Linked DNA regions of Homo sapiens: region 1 is linked to region 2. Evidence: read pairs that join two places in POLR2A ChIA-PET (ENCODE). Cell type or tissue: IMR-90. All regions are shown on one strand. Each heading gives the region's core, and the rest is flanking DNA. Links, peaks and the distances in the headings are about the cores only.

The links. ChIA-PET counts read pairs that join two places held together with the same protein. Peaks named below come from ENCODE experiments on the same cell type or tissue, not always from the same donor. Only the 100,000 strongest peaks of a DNase experiment are listed, where the experiment ranks them.
Region 1: POLR2A ChIA-PET joins it to region 2 with 8 read pairs; 3 of 35 experiments call an interaction of 5 or more read pairs at or near these places.

Annotation. Positions count from the first base shown.
Region 1 is chr3:116,425,034-116,429,435 of GRCh38, forward strand. The region is part of intron 1 of LSAMP (limbic system associated membrane protein); the gene reads right to left. Among named protein-coding and RNA genes, the nearest start is that of LSAMP, 18 kb to the right of the region's middle. In IMR-90, for the core only: no CTCF peak of the experiment used is centred there; no DNase peak of the experiment used is centred there.
Region 2 is chr3:116,337,440-116,341,841 of GRCh38, forward strand. The region is part of intron 1 of LSAMP (limbic system associated membrane protein); the gene reads right to left. Among named protein-coding and RNA genes, the nearest start is that of LSAMP-AS1, 20 kb to the right of the region's middle. In IMR-90, for the core only: no CTCF peak of the experiment used is centred there; a DNase peak (open chromatin) is centred at 2,362.

The sequences.
Region 1 (4,402 bases), core at 222-4,221, 87 kb after region 2:
GCCAAATAAATTGTCTACCGTGCAGGGGCTGGGCATTTAGATCTGATGGTGCCTCTAAATCATAAAACATTTGTTAAGTCATCAACTCAGGAAATGCAATTATCACCCAAAATTAGCAAGAAAGTAGTTTTAAAACAATTGCTCACCTGTAACGAACAGCATAGTGAGGTTATATGCTCACCTTTGATATTTTCATTGACCCTTCATGTTTCACCATCCCCTATTTACTTATGACAAGGGAAAAATAGATCCTCTATTGTCAACCTTTACCTTTGGCCATGTAACCATAGAATGAGTCATTGCAACAAATATACTTCATTCTGTACATACCATTAAAAGAAATTATTGAGCACCTGCTACCTGTTCAACCCTGGCCCAGGCAACACGTGGAACATGGAAGATAAGGGTTAGTGGAAATAGTACTGATGCAAATATGGCTCTGCTAACAACTAGTTGTTTGACCATAGAAAAGTCATTTTTTCTTGGAGTTTTACCTCTTCTTCTTTAAAATGCAGAGAATGTGATATACTTGGGTGAGTATGTCAATAAAAATATTGATTGAAATGTTACTCAGACCAAGTTACTCCTGTAATCTCTAACCGTCTATGACTTAGGGAGCTTAAAATCTGGTTGAAGATACAGAACTAAAATGCAGAAAACTATCAGCAAACATAAGCACAAAATTGATACTGCCTATAAGTCCATAAATAATAAATAAATTAATTAATTAGAGGGGAAAACAATAAAGATGAAAAAATTAATGTTTTTTGAGAGGAGGATGGGCTTAAAAAGAGTAAAATTTAGGTAAATAGATGGGAAAAAAACCATACATCCTAAAGCAAAAAAAAAAAATTAATACACACAAAAGGAAAGATGGACTTGATATATCAGGAAACATTCCTAACAAAAAGAGAGGGTGAGTATGAGAGAGAGATACTTTAAGACCTGATGGTGCCTTTAAATTGAGGCTGATGCAACAAAAACTGGAGGCCAATTTTAGTTTATTGAGCAAAAATAGAAAAGAAAAAGAAACAGATGAAAAGGTAAGTTTAAAAAAGAATATAAATAGTTGTGAAAATCTAAAAGGCTAGACTATAAACTCCATCTCATTCACTGCTCATCACCAGTACTCAACTGAGTGCCTACCAGAAAGTAAGAACTCAACACATGAGGCCGGGCGCCATGGCTAACGCCTGTAATTTCAGCACTTTGGGAGACCGAGCCGGGTGGATCACTTGAGGTCAGGAGCTCAAGACCAGTCTGGCCAATATGGTGAAACCCCATCTCTACTAAAAATACAAAAACTAATCTCAGCTACTTGGGACGATGAGACAGCAGAATCACTTGAACCCGGGAGGTGGAGGTTGCAGTGAGCTGAGATCACGCCACTGCACTCCAGCCTGGGCAATAAAGGCGAAACTCCGTCTCAAAAAAAAAAAAAAAAAAAAAGAACTCAACACATGAAAAGACCGAGGTTGGTAATACAGTCATGCACTGATAAGGATTTGGAATAGAATGATAGCAGTGGGAATAAAAAAGCACCATTACTTAGAAACAGCTCATTAAATTTACCAAGTGTAAAGAAAAATAAAGGCAAAATAATTAATAATAAAACCCAAACAGCATTGCAGCACAATAGGGAAACCAAATCTGAAATGTGAATACATCATCTGTGGCTGCCTGTATCTTCTCTCTTTGTCCTGAACCCTGGGGCCATCATCTTACCATATTTCCTAACTCTGTAACAACATGGTGCTGTCAACAGCATAGTGAGGTTATACGTAATGGTAAAGAATTATAAGCCGAAGTAGACTATAGTATGGGGGAGTGTAATTATTATTATTAATACTAATCTGCCTCAAGGTTAAAAAAAAAAAAAGTCTGCCAAGAAACTTGAAAACAAAAATCTCCTGGGGTTTTTCTGGTAGCATACAACCTGAGACTGATTTATTCTATTTATTGTGTCCTCACTTCCTTATGAAATGCCTGCATTTCTATTAATTCTCTATCTTCGTTCATTCATTCATTTATTCATTCAAGTGTCATTGCAACCCTTAAGACTCAGCTCTTTCTTTCTTTTTTTTTTTTTTTTTTTTTTGAGACGGAGTCTCGCTCTGTCGCCCAGGCCGGACTGCGGACTGCAGTGGCGCAATCTCGGCTCACTGCAAGCTCCGCTTCCCGGGTTCACGCCATTCTCCTGCCTCAGCCTCCCGAGTAGCTGGGACTACAGGCGCCCACCACCGCGCCCGGCTAATTTTTTGTATTTTTAGTAGAGACGGGGTTTCACCTTGTTAGCCAGGATGGTCTCGATCTCCTGACCTCATGATCCACCCGCCTCGGCCTCCCAAAGTGCTGGGATTACAGGCGTGAGCCACCGCGCCCGGCCCAAGACTCAGCTCTTTCATTAAACATGTCCATAGAAACACATCAGCTCACGGCATTTTTTGAATAGCCATCAGAGCTACAATTAGAAACAAACTGTTTTTATTGTTACTTAATGTTTTATTTGTACAGGTTCCTTGAGGGACTAGAACATGTATAGATCCAGATTTTTGTGGGGCTTGCAATTTTTACAGTGTGAAGTCTTTCTCTTAAAAAAATAAATACAAAACGATAAATTAAAAATAAGAGCTATTTAGAGGTAAACCCTCGGAATGGCCCGTGCAAGTAAGGAGCTCCAAAGCTAAGCTTCCCTGTAAATCCACTTCTGTTGAACATTTATTTAATCCTCATAGAATTTCCAGCAGAGGGCTAGGCATACTAACTACCCATGTTACACACTCTCTCTCTTGGCAATTTCATCAAACTCACAGTTTAAACTATACCCTAATAGGAAAACAGCTGATGTTCCCAGGTAACTCAGAGCATTCTCTTAATCAGGTCCTCAGAGTCACTTGTCAATGGGCTCTACCTGAATACCTGATAGTCTTTCAAACTCAATTTAGTCAATGAAATTAATCTTACTTTGAAAATCTACCATTTCATTCCATATGTCTTTTTGTATTTGTTCCCCATCTTTGCCATGTATTTCCATTTACGCTCTACTTTATTTACTTAGGACTCTCCGTCTCTCTACCCTCCTGCCAGCCTTCTTATGTGAATTTCCTACCTATATTTGAACTGAACATATCATTACCTGGTCTAGAATTGTCTGCAAATTTCTTTATTAAGAAGATCTTTTTTTGAGAGGCCGAGGCAGGCAGATCATGAGGTCAAGAGATCAAGACCATCCTGGCCAACATGGTGAAACCCCGTCTCTACTAAAAATAGAAAAATTAGCTGGGCTTGGTGGTGTGGGCCTGTAGTCCCAGCTACTCAGGAGGCTGAGGCAGGAGAATTGCTTGAACCTGGGAGGGGGCGGTTGCAGTAAGCTGAGATTGCACCACTACACTCCAGCCTGGTGACAGATCTTTTGTCATCAAACTAATTTTCTTAACTGTTTTTAAGGAAATGTCCACTTTTTAAAAAACCTACCATGTATTTAGAAAAAAATGCATTTTTCATTATACAAGAGACTACACAGACTCAAAAAAGAGTAATACATTTATGTTTGAGATATGTAATGTCTACATATAATGCTTAGTGTGTATATGGAAGTTTGGAACCTTTGTACTAATCCTGGAGCTCCCCAGGAACCTATGGCTTGGGAACTGACTGCCTAAAGCTTTTCTCTTGGGACTAAAATTGAGTGAAACTGTACTTTATTTTCAAGAAATGAACTCTGACATATTTAGGACTTCATTAGATAATTCTTAGGATCCCTTGCATTATCTTTTAAGAAGCCCCATTTTTATTTTAATATCCATAGATGTTTCCACTGGGAATTTGTGACATTCTTGGGAATATTTTCAGCTTTACAGACAGATAACTAACTTTGGGATGGGGGTATTAGTGTTTTACTGAAATCCTGATATCTGATCCTTCCCTAATCTGTTAGTTCCTAAACTCTGTCTACCTTTTCACTCTTTTTGTAAGTCCTCAATTTTCTTTGTTTGGGCTTTCTGAGCTATTTCAAAACTGTTACCCAAAATGCTATATTATATATTTAACAGTTGCCTGGCCCCACAGACAAAGCTGTGCATAAATGCTTCTTTCACTGTAAATACTGCTAAGGCAATGATGAGGTAATTAGCTAAGTACATGTCAGCTCTACAGGAAAGAGACTGGTTTCATACTCTGATAATTGCTGTTTAAAAGTTTTAACAGTTGCACTTTTAGGTAAATTAAAGTCACTTTACAAAAAGAGATAAAATAGTGAACCATGCATACAAATAGTAAGAAAGCAAAATACTGGTGTTGGAGAAAGAAATTGGGTTCAGCAAGAGGTGGAGATATATTCAGTAAAATAATTGACAGATGACTGCCATTTGTTGGTTGACCTCATATTTTGTGGAAGAAAAGT
Region 2 (4,402 bases), core at 330-4,329:
AAATTATAACAGCCATTTGGACAAGCAATTTTACTGGGTTGAGATATAGCACATAATCTCTAACTTTTAGTCAAAAACCAAAGAGTATTTTTACTGTATGTTGCACTCTAGCTAGCTTTGTCCTTTGGAATGCTTGCTGACCCAATGATTAATTAATATCAAAGAAGACTCTTACTACCTATAAAAGTCAACCACTTAACAACATCAAACTTCAAAAGACCCTCTTAGTGCCCCTGGGTCTCCTTGACAGTCAAGGACAGAGAAAAGGTAGGTGCATGTTAACAAAAACATTTAGGAACACTCTTTCCAGATCCAAGCAATAGCAGGGGCTAGGTCAGTCCTTCTTCAATTCAAGTATGCAATGGAGTCAGTGAGCAACTCATTACAAATTCTGATTCTAGGATCCCACTCCCAGAGTTGCTGATTCAGTAGATGTAAGGTGGGTTCCAGACATCTTCATTTTTCCCATAAAGGATTATGATATAGGTTGTCTAAGAATTACACTTTAAAGAAATAGATAGGTAGGTCCAGTCTGAAAACACCCAAGAGGATAGAAAGGAAGAGAAAATGTTACCTGTTTGCTTCTTTTCCTCCACAACCTTATTCCAGTCCTACAAATAATTAAATTTGGCTTTCACTGATTTTTGCTTGTTTTACCTACCTTTTCCAAAGACACTAAACCTTGTGTGAAAGATTTGTGGAAAGGATTCTCTTTCATCGTCACCTTTTATCCTCCTCTAGACATAGCTATGAAGAAGTGATTGGAATTTAGGATGACTGTGGTCTAGTGAGCTTAGGAAGCTGAGTTTGCCTTTCCTATCCTGTGGATAAATACTGTAGGGTTTATATGGTACCCTCTATATTGAACTGCAGGACAATTTCCTTAGTGACCTGCTCCTTATCAAGATAATTACCAAATGCCCTTTCAGCCTCAAATCTACAGAAATATCTTTATCCTCCCCAGCTGTTCCTTTATAGTCTCTTCTCTCCCATTCCACGTATGGATAGTAGTAGACATCTCCACATACGATCTTGATGTGGAGATGAATCTGTTTGTAAAATTCATAATCTGAAAACCAGATAGGCAGGTAAGCTAGAAGCATCTTTATTCTTTTATTTTCAATTCAGGTAGGTAGTGCTAAAATCCTTACTCATTTATTTTCAATTCAAGTAGTGATAAAATTTCCACTGAGGGGACTGGTTGCTGCTGCAGCTAAAAGATGGATGTGTAAGGGGAGAAGGAGTTAATAGATTTTATCAGGGTTCTTTCTGAGGTGTGGACTGTCATTCTCCTCTAATTCTAAACCTGAAAAGAATGCTGAAGGAAGCTGACAAGGCTCTTTGAAGATGTTTTGAAGATGTTTTCACTGGACTGGAGCTGCTGCAGTGGCACCCCAAGGTGGCACTTCTGTGAATACATCAACTCATAAATATTCAAATCGAATCACTGGGTGCTACCAGCCCAACCATTCACAGTAGAGTGATTATCAACCAACAGCTTTAAGCTGGTACACCTCCTGCTGTGATAGTTTCAGCGAAGACTTTGTTAGAGTGTTGTCATCCATTCCGGATGAGATGAAGAAGGAAGCTCTCAGGATTCTACTTGCAAATGTAAAGGTGATATTTATAAAGGTTCAGGTGCCTTTCCTAGGCAGAGGGAAAATATGAGAATGACAGGGTGCATTAAAAGCAGAGGCCAGGGAATTTACCAGGCAGGCTTTTGATAACAACCCTATCTGTAGAGAGTGGTGTAAGTAAAACTTGGTGCGTAGGTCAGGCCAGCTGCCTAAGAATCACCAGGAACTTGGTGAAACTACATATTCCTGTACTCCCCTTATATAGATTTTTTTTTTTTTTGAGAAAATTTGAAGTGGATTCCAGGACTGATAGATTTATCGTGCTTTCCAGAGATGACTTGTAGCCATGGTTAAGAGCCATAGTAAATAAACCAAAGCCATAAGAAAGAGGGTTCTTCAAAAATTTCAAACAATCAGCAGCACTGAATGACCGTCACAGCCACTAATGAAGTTTTTTTTTTTATTATTATGATACTGAATTGTAAAGGTTTTCAACATGTCTTAAAATTGACACTTTCCCATGGGGAAGTAGGGTCTGCATTCTCTCCCCTGGAACCTGGACTAAACTTAGGGAATGATTGACTGGTAGAGCACAGAGGAGGTGATACTCGGTGATTTCCAAGGCTAGATCATAAAAGGCAATAGAGTTTCTGCCTGATTTTCTCAAAATACTTTTCCTTCAGAGCTTTGAGCCACCAGATGAGAAGTCTGAGTTTTGTCATGCTTCACATGAAGACGTCACTGTAAGCATTTTGGCTGACTTCCCCAGCTGAGATCCCAGCCAAGAGCTAGCATTAACTGCCACATATCTAAGTGAAGATGCAGCCAGATATTACCAGTTACCAACCACTGAGCCATTCAAAGCCACAGAGTAACTCCCAGGCTTGAGTGATGAACTTCCAGATATCATGAAGCAGAAACAAGCTGTCTCCACTGTCTGCCCAAATTCCTGACCCAGAGTCTAGAGTATAACAACATGGTTACTTTACAGTTAAAAGCTGACGGGTAGAACATACAGCATGACTAGAAAGTTTGCAAGGCATTGGGAACAGAGCAAGGATTAGAGAATTTGCCAGTTCTAGCTCTGTCACTCAATTATCCCTATCATTCTGTTAAAACGTGTGTGACTTTGGGTAATTTAGTCTGCAGGCTCTCAGAAGACAAGTTTTCTAAAATGTAAAATAGAGGGAAAAGCATATCTTAAGATTGTAATAAAGATTAAAAGTGGCACTGTGGATGAATGTGCCTGACATGTTGCCTGTTACATATGAGAATAAATTCTCACAGTGAAAATTTAATATGTATTGCTGTTTTCTTTTTTTGTGTTGTTGCAGACACCATTCTAACTAAATAACAAAGATCTCTACATACCCCAGTGTAGATCAAAGTTATTACCCCTTATAATTGAGGAAAATCAATGGAATGCATCTAAATTGTGTCAAACAAATCTCAAGATGGAAAAAAGTACTATCTGTCCTTCCCAACATATTCCTTAAACAGATGAGATATTTTATTGAAATGCTTATTGCGGATCAGTGAACCCAACATTTGCCCATATGAGGAGTCATTTTTAAATATTAAAATAATCTCCAGACATGCATATAATAGTAGTATTTATGTTAGAAAAAAACTACATATTTTGTTACTAACCATGGCTTCTATCTACATATAAAAATATCAGTATAGATCTGTCACACAGCCTACAAACAATACTGTGTGTAAACTCAGATCCAAGGCTCTATTAGAAAAAGTGCCTTTACTGCTCAGTAAACCTCAGAACCTAGGAATTATTATAACACATAAATGTCTCTTTCTACTTCTCCGTGTCTAGACTCTCTGAAAGTGATACTACATAACCACATCCAGTTGGGCAATTCTTTGTAATTTTCTCTGGCTCTTTCAACATAGGAGAAGAAAACATTTCTGATGACCTCTATATGTATCATCCTCAGTCCCCCTATAAAAGAAGTTGATACAATTACTTATGTGGCATATGGAGATAAGAGAAGCTAAATGATCCTTTTATGGATCCAGATGGCTTCCATATAGCTAAGGTAATGACATTTAAACACTTTAAAAATGGATTTTTGTTTTAACAACTCCAAGTAATGCATAGATAAAATGGAGTCTCTATGAAAATATAGAAATATCAGCAAACTCTCAAAACCTTTATTAAGAATGTAATCCAAATTAACTTAGGTAATTTAAACTACAAAGAAGTAGAAAAAAACTAATATTATATATAAAAATAGTGTTAAAAAGTGTTTTTTGTTGTTGTTGGTGGTGGTGGTGTAGTGTTAGCTCAGGTTCTATTGAATCTCTTTTAAAATTACCTGGAAGAAGGATTATTTTCATTATTTTAATGATCTCCTAGATAAGGAAACAGTAGAAATAGCTTATTAATGAACTTTGCAGGTGATAAGTGAAGATGTATGGCAGGCACCTTTGAGGCTCCTCAGATGTCATATAAATTGACCAGAGAGGATAGTAATATGACTTGAAAAATCACAAAATGAGATTCAGCCTAGAAAAATGAAAACCAATACATCTTGAGCAAAGTAATTCAATGGACAGGAGAAACCTGGTGAGTGGTAATGCTGAAAAAAGACCTGGAGCTGATAATGGAGGACAAATTAGATATCAGTTTGCAATATGATATGGCTGCCAAAGGGGCTGATGCTATTTCGAATTGAATACAATGATCCATTATGTTGGGGCAGAGCAAAAATATAGAGAAATGACTCCCGCCTTCCTTGACTCTGGTTCGGCTAAGGTACCATCAGGCTCCTCGACACTTGAAATGTGTTGAGAAATTGGACTCAGTA